Regions from separate parts of the Homo sapiens genome. Here region 2 is linked to region 1. Evidence: chromatin contacts called from ENCODE Hi-C or POLR2A ChIA-PET data. All regions are on one chromosome and are shown on one strand. The core of a region is the stretch at or near the end of the contact, and the rest is flanking DNA. Distances in the headings are between cores, read along the strand shown. Region 1 overlaps STRN3 (striatin 3). Region 2 holds the start of COCH (cochlin).

Evidence for each region. Hi-C counts contacts between places; a loop is a spot of excess contacts on that map. ChIA-PET counts read pairs that join two places held with the same protein, here RNA polymerase II (POLR2A). Pooled maps may share reads with other maps.
Region 2: a pooled map shows a loop between it and region 1 (2.4-fold over the local background). The contact joins the promoter of COCH here to the enhancer-like site in region 1. A Hi-C loop is called at or near these places in 2 of 50 pooled maps. POLR2A ChIA-PET finds 5 or more read pairs at or near these places in 2 of 52 experiments (A673 and T-cell).

The regions. Positions count from the first base shown.
Region 1 is chr14:30,977,626-30,984,706 of GRCh38, reverse strand. All of the region lies in intron 1 of STRN3 (striatin 3), which reads left to right. Among named protein-coding and RNA genes, the nearest start is that of MIR624, 34 kb to the left of the region's middle. Within about 2 kb of position 4,511, at least 3 of the 41 ENCODE cell types and tissues checked have a DNase peak (open chromatin) inside an H3K27ac peak, as active enhancers do.
Region 2 is chr14:30,870,923-30,878,003 of GRCh38, reverse strand. COCH (cochlin) reads right to left here and starts at 3,445. Exons shown (of 12, transcript NM_004086.3): 1 at 3,413-3,445; 2 at 3,032-3,088; 3 at 2,901-2,948; 4 at 276-432. The coding sequence starts at 3,065. COCH-AS1 (COCH antisense RNA 1) reads left to right here. Exons shown (of 5, transcript NR_038356.1): 5 at 1,452-1,825. RefSeq lists a silencer at 3,364-3,883.

The sequences.
Region 1 (7,081 bases), core at 3,262-5,761:
TCCCCATTTCAAGTGATTCTCCTGCCTCAGCCTCCTGAGTAGCTGGGACTACAGGTGCCTGCCACCACGCCCAGCTAATTTTTGTATTTTTGGTGGATACGAGGTTTCATCCTGTTGGCCAGGATGTTCTCGATCTCTTGACCTCGTGATCTGCGCACCTCAGCCTCCCAAAGTGCTATAGTTGCTATCCTTATGAGTGGTTTTAATGAGCTAGTACTAAGTAATGTGAATAATTTTTTCCCTAGATATTTAAAAGCCATCCTTCTCAAAATTAGGTGGCTTAACTAACAGCAAAGTTTTTTTGAGATGGAGTCTCGCTCTGTTGCCCAGGCTGGAGTGCAGTGGCATGATCTCAGCTCACTGCAGTCTCTGCCTCTTGGGTTCATGCAACAGCGTAGTTTTAATTCTTTTCTGTTTTTTTTTTTTTTTTTTTTTTTTTTAGAATTCCTCATCCTTTTCTTTCTTTGCCTGCTTCATTTTTCCTTCATAGTACATTTTAATTATCAAGACTTTTTCATGAAAAGAAATACATTTAAACCTTTTTATAGGCCTTTGTGTGTGGGGGGGGGTTGGGGGGGGCGGGGAAGATGCCATGGAATTTCACAGAGCTATCCAAGATATCTTGCAATATCAGTGTCTGTGGGCCAAATCAGACATCCTTTTTGTTGTTGTTGCTGCCACCATCCCCACTCTCCTTCCCTTCCTAGACGCAACCTAGTACCTGCCTCTCAGACACTGTATTTTGCAGAAACTTAATTGATAAGTAATGTCTACATGAGCTGTTAAAGGGAATTTTCAAAGAATATTATTATTTTCTTCATTTACTTTTTAAAGGTTAGTTAGATATGTATTATAGAGACTGTGTTTAGGTTTTTTCTCTTGGAAATTTTACATTCTAGGTTTAATAACTACATTTATTGAATTTAGTACTATAGTAATAAATATGAGTATAAATACCTGACTTCTAAATTTAGGATTCTTTCAGCTTATTCATCTTTACTTTCTTAACTCTCTTAAATATTTCTTTCATTTTGATCATTAATATACTGAATTAGTGTAGAGTAGATTAATAAAATCTGAGGAATCACATTTATTTGATCAAAGTGAATTCTCCCTTTACACATGAAAAAACATCTTTGCCTTATTTTATTTATTTATTTTTGAGACGGAGTCTCGCTCTGTCGCCTAGGCTAGAGTGCAGTGGCACGATCTCGGCTCACTGCAACCTCCACCTCCCTGGTTCAAGCGATTCCCCCGTCTCAGCCTCCGGAGTAGCTGGGATTACAGGCATACGCCACCACACGCGGCTAATTTTTTTGTATTTTTAGTAGAGACGGGGTTTCTCCATTTTGGCCAGACTGGTCTTGAACTCCTGACCTCAGGCGATCCTCCCACCTCAGCCTCCCAAAGTGCTGGGATAACAGGCATGAGCCACTGCACCCGGCCTGCCTTATGTTAAGGTAATTTCATTTTTTGTAGATGAAGTAAGTTCTTCCAAGCTTGAGGTATTATAAGAGATTGCACACATATGGTCATTTCCATATTTTACAGTTGAGAAAACCAAGAACTTTATGACTTCATTTATTCAGCAACAAAAATTTGCCAAATATTTATTGAGTCTTTACATATGCCAGACAGTGTTCTGGATAGTAAGAATATATCAGTGAACAAAAGACAAAAAATTTCTAATTTTATGGAGCATTTTGGTAGCATTTTTCTAATTTATTTTTAGTTTTTAAGTTTTAACTTTTATTATAGATTAAAGGGTACATGTGTAGGTTTATTATTACATGGGTAAATTGTGTGATGCTGAGGCTTGGGGTCCCAATGATCTCATCACCCAGGCAATAAGCACAGTACCCAACAGGTACTATGATCGGCACCACTGCACTCCATCTGGGCAACATAACGAGACTGTATCTAAAATTAAAAAAAGTAAAAAAATAAAGTACCATTAAAATAGCTCATAGTTTCCTACCTCAAGGGGGTAAACTTCCTCTTTTTATGGAAAAGGGGCTTATCTGTGGCTTAATGCTTGCAAATACCACGTGAATGTGAAATTATTGGAATACAGTTACCAGTTAAAAATTATCTATTGGCCAGACACAGTGGCTGACGCCTGTAATCCCACCACTTCGGGATGCCGAGACGGGCAGATCACTTGAGGCCAAGAGTTCGGCACCAGCCTTGCCAACATCATGAAACCCTGTTTCTACTAAAAATACAAAAAAATTAGCCGGGAGTGGTGGTGTGTGCCTGTAGTCCCAGCTACTTGGGAGGCTGAGGCAGGAGAATTGCTTGAACCCGGGATGCGGAGGTTGCAGTAAGCTGAGATTGCGCCACTGTGCTCCAGCTTAGGCAACAGAGTGAGACTCTGTCTAAAAATAAATAAAAATTGAGTATCTCTATTATGCTTTAAACCACCTGTTGCCATGTAAAATGTCATTGAGATCTTTGAGGATGGTGGTGGTATTTTTTATAATTCATTAAACCTTATTTTAGGATCTATTATAAGTAGAAGAGATAAGTTTTATTTGCTTTTGGACATCCTAATTACTGTTTAGTCTTTTTTTTTCCCCTTGGAATTCTTTTTTTTTTTTTTTTTTTTGTGAGACAGAGTCTTGCTCCTCACCCAGGCTGGAGTGCAGTGGCACAATCTTGGCTCACTGCAACCTCCCTGCCTCCCGGGTTCAAGCAGTTCCCCTGCCTCAGCCTCCCAAGTAGCTGGGATTACAGGCACACGCCATCATGCCTGGGCTAATTTTTGTATTTTTAGTAGAGATGGGGTTTCACCATGTTGGCCAGGCTGGTCTCGAACTCCTGACTGCAAGTGATCCATCTACCTTGGCCTCCGAAAGTGCTAGGATTTCAGGCGTGAGCCACCGCACCCAGCCTGGAATTCTTTTATCAATAAAATTGGAAAACGTTATTTTCATGAAAAATTTTATAAGCTCTTGCAAGCAAGTTTTTTGTTTATCCATCCTCTTTGAAAAGACAGAAATTGAGCAGGTACTGGGTAGGTCGGGGACTGGACTGTTTCTGTTATTAGATGATCATACAAAGGTTTTTGTGCCCTGCTTTAGCACACTGAATTATGGGGTGTGTGTGTGTGTGTGTGTGTGTGTGTGTGAATTCTAAGCTACCTTGTGATTCTCATAATTAGCTAGGTTTTGAAACTCTTGTGTGATATGGTTTTTATTTTGTATTTTTTGCTTTATGTAAAATGTCAATGGTTTGCTGACTCTTTAATCTTAAAATTATTTTACATTTGAACCTTGCCTCTAGCCCCAAATATTTAAGTACTTTGAATACACATGAATAATTTTAGTTGACCATTAACAGGTGTGGGTGCCAACATTTCTTAACCTACTGTGTTATTTTAATTTATTTTGAGAGATGGGGTCTTGTTCTGTTGCCCAGGCTGGAGTGCAGTGGTGCAGTCATAGTTCCCTCGGTCTCCAACTCCTGGGCTCCAGTGGTCCTCCCACCTCAGCCTCTCAAGTAGCTGGGATTACAGGTGCACACCGTCATGCCTGGTTAATTTTTAAACTTTTTTTTGTAGAGACAAGATCTTGCTTTGTTGTCCAGGCTGGTCTTGAACGCCTGGCTGGCTTCAGGTGATCCTCCTGCCTGGGCCTCTCAGAGTGTTGGGATTACAGGCATGAGGCACCATGCCTGGACAGAAAACCTACTGTTTTTGAGTAGTGGTGTTATGGATTTATTATTAGTTGCTCTAACCTGAATTCGCCTGTATGTTGCTTCCAAAGCTAAAATATTTAAGTTTTTTTTTTAATTCCTTGGATGTTTGCTTCTGAGTGGTGTTGCAGTTTCTTTAGTAAGTGCTAAAGAATGTCTTAAAATCATTAAATACAACAAAACTCACCTATATCTAGTGTTTGCTTTTAGTTAAAAAAATTTTTTTAAAGAAAACTCTTGCAATAGAACAAATTTTGTGAAGTTATTTGTCAAAGCAAGATACTGTTTTTTAAGAAACATCGCAAAATAGGGCCGGGTGCGGTGGGTCACGCCTGTTATCCCAGCACTTTGGGAGGCCGAGGTGGGCAGATCACAAGGTCAGGAGTTTGAGCCCAGCCAATATGGTGAAACCCCGTCTCTACTAAAAATACAAAGATTAGCTGGGCGTGGTGGCGGGTGCCTGTAATCCCAGCAACTCGGGAGGCTGAGGCAGGAAAACAGCTTGAACCCGGGAGGCAGAGGTTGCAGTGAGCTGAGATTGTGCCACTGCACTCCAGCCTGGGTGACAGAGCAACACTCCATCTCAAAACAAAAAAAAGAAAAAAAAAGAAACAAAGAAACATTGCAGAATAGTAGTTGAACTTTTTAGTTCACTACCAGCAGAATCAAAGTTGAAAGTTTTACGCTGGTGACCTCTAGTGGTCTTGCAGTTAAAAAATTATCTGCTGTCAAGTATCAACAAATATCAAATAATTCTCCCCGCCCCCATACAGAGTCTTGCTCTGTCATCCCAGCTGTAGTGCAATGGTACAATCTCAGCTGACTGCAGCCTCCGCCTCTTGGGCTCAAGCAGTTCTCCTGCCTCAGCCTCCCGAGTAGCTGGGATTATAGGCACACACTATGTCTGGCTAATTTTTGTATTTTTAGTAGAGATGTGATTTCACCATGTTGGCCAGGATGGTCTAGAACCCCTGACCTCGTGATCCGCCCACCTTGGCCTCCCAAGGTGGTTGGGATTACAGGCGTGAGCCACCGCACCTGGCCTGAAATAATTCTTATGTGCATTCACATGCTGATTGTTGAATAAATTCAGATGATATATAAAATGTCCCGCCAGGCATGGTGGCTCACTTCTGTAATCCCAGCACTTTGGGAAGCCAAGGCGGGCAGATTACCTGAGGTCAGGAGTTCAAGACCATCCTGGCCAACATGGTGAAACGCCATCTATACTAAAAATACAAAAATTAGCCGGGTGTGGTGGTGTGCACCTGTAGTCCCAGCTACTCAGGAGGCTGAGGCAGGAGAATTGCTTGAACCCAGGAGGCGGAGGTTTCAGTGAGCCGAGATGGTGCCACTGCACTCCAGCCTGGGCGACAGAGCGAGACTCTATCTCAAAAATAAATAAATAAATAAAAATAAAATGTCGCAAATCAACGAACACCTTTTCCTGTATTCAAAGGAAGAAAAGCTATCCTGAAAATCAGTAGTAATATTTGTTACCCTAAATTATCAACTGAAATTGTATATGGAAACAAGTTTATAAAAATTAATTTTTGCCTGAAGTACACTTCAGATCAAGTAATTAAAAACAAAATTTGTTGAGTTGGGCACATAAAAACAAAATTTTTGGTACCTATTTTATTGAAGCAACTACACAGTCCGTTGCAAAACCTTTTTCTTTGGGCCTAGGTCTTTGACCTTATCTTCACAATAAAAATATACTTTTTAAATGTTTCCTTTTATTTAGATTTTCTTTGATATCTCTCATCAGAGTTTTTTGTAGTTTTCTTCCTGTGCATGTTTTGTTAGCTTTATGCTTAAGGTTTTTGGTGCTAAGGTAAATGGTACTATGTTTTGACTTTCAAAATCTAAATGTTTATTACTATTGCATAGGAAAGTAACAGACTTTTGTTTATTAATCTTGTTTGCTGCAACCTTGCTGTAATTGCCTTTTTTTTTTTTTTTTTTTTTTTTTTTGAGATGGAGTCTCACACTGTTGCCCAGGCTGGAGTGCAGTGGCATGATCTCGGCCCACTTCAACCTCTGCATCATGGGTTCAAACGATTCTCCTGCCTCAGCCTCCTGAGTAGCTGGGACTACAGGCGTGTGCCACCATGCCCAGCTAACTTTTGTATTTTTTAGTAGAGACAGGGTTTCACCATGTTGGCCAGGCTGGTCTCAAACTCCTGAGCTCAAGTGATCTGCCTGCCCTGGCCTCTCAAAGTTCTGGGCTTACAAGCGTTAGCCACCGCACCTAGCTTTATAATTGCTTCTTTGATCCAGGGTTCTTTTTATTGATGTTTTAGGATTTTTAACATAGGCAGTCAGGTCATCCGCAAACAGTTCTATTCCTACCTTCTCAATCTGTATACCTCTTCTTTTCTCATCTCTTGCATTAGCTAGGACTTTGAGTATGATGTTGAATAGGAGTGATGAAAGAGGAGATCCTTGCCTTCTTCCCAGTCTTAGGGGGAAAAGCATCTACTTTTTCATAATTAAATATGATATTTAGCTGTACGTTTTTCATAGATATCCTTTATTAAGTTGAGGGTGTTCCCCTTATTCCTGTTTATTGAGAGTTTTTGTCATGAATGGGTATAAGATTTTGTTCTTTTCTGTATCTATTGATATTTCTTCTTCAGCTTGTTTAACCAATTAATGATGCGTTATATTAACACAGTTTTGAATGTTGAATCAGTCTAGTATGCCTGGAATAAATCCTACTTTGTTGGATTCAGTTTGCTAATATTTTGTTAAGGAGTTTTGCATCTATGCTCATGAGAGATATGTTTGTCGTTTTCCTTTCTTCTAGTACATTTTTCTGGTTTTGGTATTAGGATAATGCTGGCTTCATCACGTGAATTAGTAAGTGTTCCTTTTGCTTCTGTTTTCTGGAAGAGATTGTAGAGAATTGGTATTTCATTCTCAAATGTTTAGTAGAATTCACCCTAGAGCCCATCTGTGCATGATGCTTTTTATTTTTGAAGATTATTAACTTTTGGTTCCATTTCTTTAGTATATATGGATCCATTCACGTCATTTATTGCTCCTTATGTAAGTTTTTGTAGATTGTGTCTTTCAAGGAATTGGTCCACTTCATCTTAGTTATCAAATTTGTGGGCATTAAGCTATTTATAATTTTTATTTTCCTTTTAATGTCCATGGGTTCAATAATGAGGACCCTTCTTTCATGTTTTTTTTTTTTTTTTTTTTTTTCGAGATAGAGTCTTGTTTTGTTTGCCTGGCTGGAGAGCAATGGTGTGAATCTCTGCTCACTGCAACCTCTGCCTTCTGGGTTCAAGCGATTCTCCTGCCTCAGCCTCTCGAGTAGCTGGGATTACAGGCGCCCACCACCACACCTGGCTAATTTTTTTTTTTTTTGTAT
Region 2 (7,081 bases), core at 2,196-4,695, 110 kb after region 1:
ATAACTCAGTAATATATCACATGATTAGGAATGTTTTGGAATCATAGCAATCTAGCCATCAAGAGGTAATGCTATTTGCCTTTTGTCAGAAAGCTTTCCATGTGTATTTGGTGTTTCAAGTATATCCAGGAGAACCGTGAAAATATATCCATTTTCTGTGGCCACAATGGCAACAAAAGAAAGAATGCAGGGAGGAAAGGGATCCAGATGGGTAAAGCAGGAAAGGAAATAATCACGTCTGCATTTCTCTCCCACCCTGGTGTGTTTGGGCTTACCTGTGGACAGCAGCCCCACATATGCTCGATACAGAAGCATATACTATGTTCCCATACACAGAGAATTCCTCAAGAGGGCAGCCCCCTGGGCAGAGGACATCTGCTTTCTCTTTCCTGATGTCCAAGCCTCTGGTAAAACATGTGATAGCAATGGGAGCTGAAGAAAAAGGAGATAATATTGTAAGCATTCTTAGGACTTCTTGGGGCATAGTGGTGGGGAGACTACAGTGTGAGATTTAAGTTTTACTTCCCTAATTTCTACACTTCTAGTTATGACTATTGACTTATATACCCTTCCATACCATTCCAGATTTTGGCAAGCCACAAGGTTGTTTTCCAATTTAATATAGTCCCCAGCCACTATAAAACTCTAATGTGAAAGTTCTGGGTTTTTATTTCGTTTTTGTTTTTGAAATGGGGACTCGCCAAGTTGCCCAAGCTAGGCTCAAATTCCCGAGCTCAAGTGATCCACCTCCAACTCCCTAGTAGCTGGGATTACAGGTGTGCCACTGTGCCTGGCTTCTCAGTTCTTAACCAGGTTGGAAATACATAATTGGAACTATATCTGAACTAGAAAATAAAAGTCATTTAATATTAATTATAGAAATATAAAAAATCTTGGCTGGGCGTGGTGACTCATGCCTATAATCCCAGCACTTTAGCAGGCCAAGACAAGAGGATTTGCTTGAGTCCAGGAGGTCAAGACCAGTCTGGACAACATAGCAAGACCTCATCTCTTCTAAAAAAAAAAAATTTTTTTTAAATGGCCACACGTGGTGGTGCATGCCTGTACTCTCCGCCACTGGAGAGGCTGAGGTGGGAGGATTGCTTGAGCCCGGGAGTTCAAGCTTGCAATGAGCTATGATTGCATCACTGCACTCCATCCTGGGTTACAGAATAAGATCTTGTCTCCAGAAGAAAAAAAAAAATTTTTAAATCTCAACTTTGATGACGCTATGTACACAGTTGCTTGAGGTAAAGATAGTAAATCTGGATTGAGCCTTTGTGGAACATTTTCATAGACATGTGCACAAATCAAAGCCATCCTTTCCTTCATAGGACCATTTATCCTAGTTAGCCTACAAATGCAGATCCTTAAACTCACACATTAAGGAAGCCAACAAAAAGATGCTTAGATTCACAGAAAGTTATCTAACTTGATTGTTCATTTTATAGATGAGAAAATTAAAGCCGTGGGGTTAATTTGCCCAAACAACATTCTACAACTCCCGAAGGACAGAAAACAGAAAAGTGAATCCCTTCAGAATACAGCATTTTTATCTTAATTGAACCTGATTATTTCTGCTCCAGATCTGTCCAGTGAGATTTATCAAGCAGCGGATGCATTTTTAGAAAGCACTGTTAATATTCTCAAGTTTTACACTGTCAACCTAACAAAGAATCAGTTTTTACTATAAATGATGCTAGGAAGAGACAAGCTCTTGGCAACAAGTAACAAGATAACATAATACAACATGTTAATTTGTGAATTTACTGTCGATACTAAATTGAGATTAATGTTATTAAATGCTATTTTTCAAACATGGGAAGTTGTAGTTATCCAAACCTTTTTAAAACATATATTAATTTTAAAAACCTTTTTTTTCCAAGGCAGAGGAATACTTTCTGGCCATACTGTCCAACTGAGTACCTTGCCTGTGACAAGCACCCTCCTCTGTGCCCTTTGTGGTGACAGGTACCTTACATTCCATGGAAGAGAAGGAAGGATGCAGGCGCAATGCCCATTTCTTAGCTCTGAAGCAGTCTAGAGAGCTGAGAGGTTAAAATCCTTACCCCTAAACAGCCTCATACCTATCATCAAACAGCCTTAATCCTTCCTCCCATTTTCCGCTGAGATGGGGGCGGCATCGGAATCCGGTGCCAAGACCGACCGCCTTTAGTTGCGAACACTGACTTTTGTTAAGTAGAGCGGGAGAAATACAGCCATGAGGGATACTTAACCCTCATTCCTACTTTCAAGGAAAACAAACGGTAGCTCTTAGGAAAGCGTTGCCTTTTACACTGGAAAATACACCAAACCACACACCCATACCCGGACCTCTACACGTGGTACAAACTTTTTAAACTCTCTAGCGTGTAGAGTGAGACCGCGAGTGCTTCTGATTATAGGGGTTACACCTAGAAACATAGCTAGCGAGTCAAACAAGGTGGGACAGCGACGTTCGCCTCCCTCTCTCTCGGCTACGGCAACCTGAAGTCGGGTCTGGGCGGCTTCTCCTCCACCCCCAAACGCAGCAGAGCCCAGGACTGGTGCGCTCCTCGGTGAGGCTCAAGGAGTCCTCCTTCCTCGACCTCCTGCTGCCGGCGCTCAGCGGGCCCGGGGTCTGGGGCTGTGGGTGGGCCTGGAGGAGGCCTTCTTCCTAGTGCTCTTGGAGAACGTCCCCCCACTGGACCCCAGGGGCCCCCTACCATGGGAGAAACAGGTGAGCAGGAGCAGATCGGCTGCAGGGGTTAACGCGGGCGCGCCACGCGGCGGCTCAACCTTCGCGCCTTCCTCCTCAGGCGGTAGGGCTGAAGCCCAAGGGGCTGGATCTGAGTCCCGCTTGTACCCGCTGGTGCTCAGCCCCTGCGACCGCCTGGACGCACCCCAGCTCCCCCACTCACCGGCTCCCTCGCTGCCCGCGGGCCCCGGCAGCAGCAGCAGACACACACCTGCGAAGAGAGAAGCGTGAGGGCTGGCTCCAGCCTCCACCCAGCGGAGCAAGGGGCCGGGGTCGTGAGGGGCGCGCACCCACCGAGGCCGAGAGCCGGGATCCAGGCTGCGGACATGGTGACTGATAGGCTGCTCACACCTGGGAGAGAGGGAGAATGCGGGCAAGGCCAGGGTGCGGGAGGCCCCGCGCGTCACCTCCTCAGAGCCCCGCACCCTTCGGATCCCCGGGCGCGGCGCAGAGGAGAGAGGACACAGACGACCCGCTGCTCCAGGCCAGCGCCCCTCTAGGTCTGGGAGGCGCCTCGGCGGCAAATCGAGCGAAGCCCAGGATCGGTGTGCAACCCCGCACCGCGGGGAGGCGGGGGCGCCAAAACGACGACAGACAGGCTGGGAGCGACAAAGAAACAGGGACAGAGGCGTCAGGGATCCCTCGCACCCGCGCCCGCCGCCCGGGGCTCCGCACCTGCTCGAGATCCACCCGGCTGCGCCCGAGTGCGGAAGGCAAGGCCCCCGCGGCCGCTATAAAGGCTGGGCCGTGCGCATGAGCACTGTGCGGGGGGCGCGGGAGGAAGCGCGGGAGCCGGTCCCCCGGGGCCCGGCGGCGACTTCCAGCTCCGCCTTCGCCCCCTGCCGGCCCCGGGGTGAGGCCGGCGCGGAGGCGCCTCCTCCAGCAGCGCAGGCTCGGCCACCTGGACGCGGCGCCAGTCCCTAGAGGGGCACGAAGGTCCCCGTGCCGGCGTCTCAACGAGTGTGGAGGGCCGGCGGCCCCGACGGCGGCAGCAGCGGCCTCGCCAGCCCTGCTCTGCCGGGACCAGGGCTGCTGAGGCAGCGGCGGCCGCTACCCGCCCCACCCAGCGAGGCCTGGAGCTTCTGAGAGCTGTCAGGTCCACGCGGCCTGAGAACCGAACTTCTCAACTTGGTGCTCTCGTGGAAAGAGTTCCTACTTCTGAAATAAAACCACCCTAGGTTTGGTAAACGCATGCCGCGTTTTTGTTAGAAACCCTGTCAACTGACTGCTAGCTCGTTGGACCTTAGGGATTCGGCCTTGCGCCTTCGTTTCTGCTGGAGTCCTACTTTCCCCAGTGGTTCAATTTGTGCTCCTGCCTAGAGCCACGCGTGTGAGACAGCCCTGACCCCAGCAGCCGGTACCTTTGCTTCTTTCTCACCTCAGGAAGAATTTATGCCTGATTGCCTTTCGAAATTCCCAGACTTGGTGTCTTGTGACTGCACAGAATCTCAGATTTGATAATGTGTTCTCCTTCTCCCCGCACCATCCTGCTAACGTTTTACAAATGGAAATGGAGAAGGAGCAGAATTCTTGAGGAGTGTTAGTGACAGGCGACCTGCATGGCAGCGGAAGAACCAGACCCAGGCCCAGACGCTAACCTTTCTGGTACAATATAAACTTTTTCAAATAGCCTTATTTAGTTACAATTTACATGCCATAAAATCCATCCGTTTTGAGTGTACAGTTCAATGATGTTTAGTAAATTTTCAGAGCTGTACAACCATCACCACAAGCCAATTTCAGAACAGGTTCATCCTCCCCAAAATGATCTCCTCGCCATTGTCAGTCAGTCTCTTCTCCCACTCCTAGTCCTAGGCAATCACTAACCTATTTCCTGTCTCTATAGATTTTTCTTAGTGGTCGTTTCTTATAGATGGGATTATACATTGTGCGGCTTCCTTCACTGCACAGAATGTTTTTGAGGTTCATCCATGAGGCATTATAGAACAGTACTTCCTTTCTTTTTATTGTTGAAAAGTATTCCCATGCCATTTTATACTGAGAAACAAATACACCACCATCACCTGGAAGTCAACTAGTGTAGTAGTCTTAATTACAACTATCTTCCTGATTGGAATGACTTAGTATTTGTATCAGGCAACTAAGGAGTGTTGATTTCATTCCCTTTACTACCTGAATGTCTTCTGGAGGGAAAGAGACCAAATAACATTTGAGGGCTGGGAGGTTTTTGATGTTTATTTTCATGGCTGCTTTCAAGATTTACTCCCTTCCCTGGTATAGAGAATTACCCTTTTCTTAGAAATCCAGTAATCTAGCCACTGCCCCTGATATTTTCCATGGGAGAAATTTCAAGCCTCAGGACAATTAAAGCTGTCTTTTCCATTATTGTTTATTGAGTGTCCTCAATCAGGGTTGGATAACCTCCCCTAATTAGGCTGGACAAATTGTCATGATGCTATATAATTAGGAAGAGTCTGTACGCTGGAAAAAACCTGCCACTTCACAGCTCAGCAGGCAGGTCCCAAATGGCCAAAGGGGTAGATGCTATTCAGAGCCCCCACAGGGCACTGGCAGCCCTCCTGTGATGTAATTTCAGTGAGTGATTTGGCAGAGTCAAAACTATGCAGCTATTTCCATGACAGACCCTGAGTCTGTAACCATTAAAAAATAAAGGAAATACCTCACTGAATTTCATGGTTGTTTACTGAGATTCATCTTAATTATTTTGTTTTGAAACATTTAAGAGAAGTTACTCTGTCTTTACTATTTTTTTCTTTTTGGTAAGGCCAACCAAGGAGAGTGGAAGAGTGGGGTTTAGACTCTCATTCTTAGCTAGTTTGTAGTTCATGCTCACCATAAGTATATTAAAGAAAAATATCTGAATTTAAGAGGTAATTGCCTCTGCTTTGGAAATATCTGAAGAGAGTCAAATCTAGGTATATTTGACTTAAAAAGACAAATTGTTAAAATGACAGAGTTTTGTATTCAGTTGGGTGATATTTTAGGGTAATCGTACTCCTAGGATGCCTGGTTAATCCTGCTTTATTATTTTTTTAAATATTTTATTTTATTTTATTTTATTTGAGATGGAGTTTTGCTCTTGTCTCCCAGGCTGGGGTGCAATGGCGCTATCTCGGCTCACTCCTACCTCTGCCTCCCAGGTTCAAGCAATTCTCGTGCCTCAGCCTCCTCCTGAGTAGCTGGGATTACAGGCACGTGCCACCACAACTGGCTAATTTTGTATTTTTAGTAGAGATGGGGTTTCACTATGTTGGCAAGGCTGGTCTCCAACTCCTGACCTCAGGTGATCCACCTGCCTTGGCCTCCCAAAGTGCTGGGATTACAGGCGTGAGGCCCGGCCTCATTATTTGTTAATTTTTAATTTAATTTAATCTTATTATATTGTTATTAATTACTATTATTAGAGACTTATTCTCACTCTGTCATCCAGGCTGGAGTGTAGTGGCACAATCAAAGCTCACTGCGGCCTCAAACTCCTATGTTCAAGAGATCCTCCCACCTCACCCTCCTGAGTAGCTGGGTCTACAGGTACACACCACTATGACTGGCTCATTTTTTACTTTTTGTAGAGAGGTAGTCTCATTATTTGCCCAGGCTGATTTCAAACTCCTCACCTCACGTGATCCTCCCGCCTGGGCCTCCCCAAATGTGGGGATTATAGGCATGAGCCACTGCGCCTGATTTTATCCTACTTTAGTGGGAAGTATTTGATATTCAAAATTTAGATGAACTCCGTGTAGAGCAGTGGATTCCTGTCTGGGCTGCACGTTGGAACTACCTGGAGAGCTTTAAAAATACTCATGCCTGGGTCCCACCCCAGAGATTTTAATATAATTGGTCTGGGCTGGGGCCAGGGCATTAGAATTTTTAAAAGCTCTCCAGGTGATTCTAATGTGCAGTCCAGGTGCTCAGTGTTAGAGGTTAAGCTAATTCTGCTAATCTTTCATTCTTCTTTCATTATCTTTTCGTTAAAATCCAACTTTAATATGCCTACTGCATTCCCCTGATAAAAAATGGAAGCATTTTCTGGCCTGATGGTTGTTTAAAAACAATCCCTAACAAAAAGATTGAAAACTCAATTTCAAAAGTAATTTTCCCTGGGAATGCTGCACAGTCACATTTCTGACTTTGTGCAGAATGCGCTGGCATTGTTAGGGAAATAAGCTGCCTCTAACACTGATACCTGGGTGGCATTGTCAGGCTTCAGGATGCTGCTGATGGCCCTAAAAGAGTTTCTCAAGGATGGCATAGTTACCTGATGGGATTTGGCTTGTGCTTACACAGATAAAACTCTTAGTTTATATAGGCTCTGTCTCTGTTCCGTTGTTACCTAGGTATGAATCTGCCCCTGAAGTTTTCATA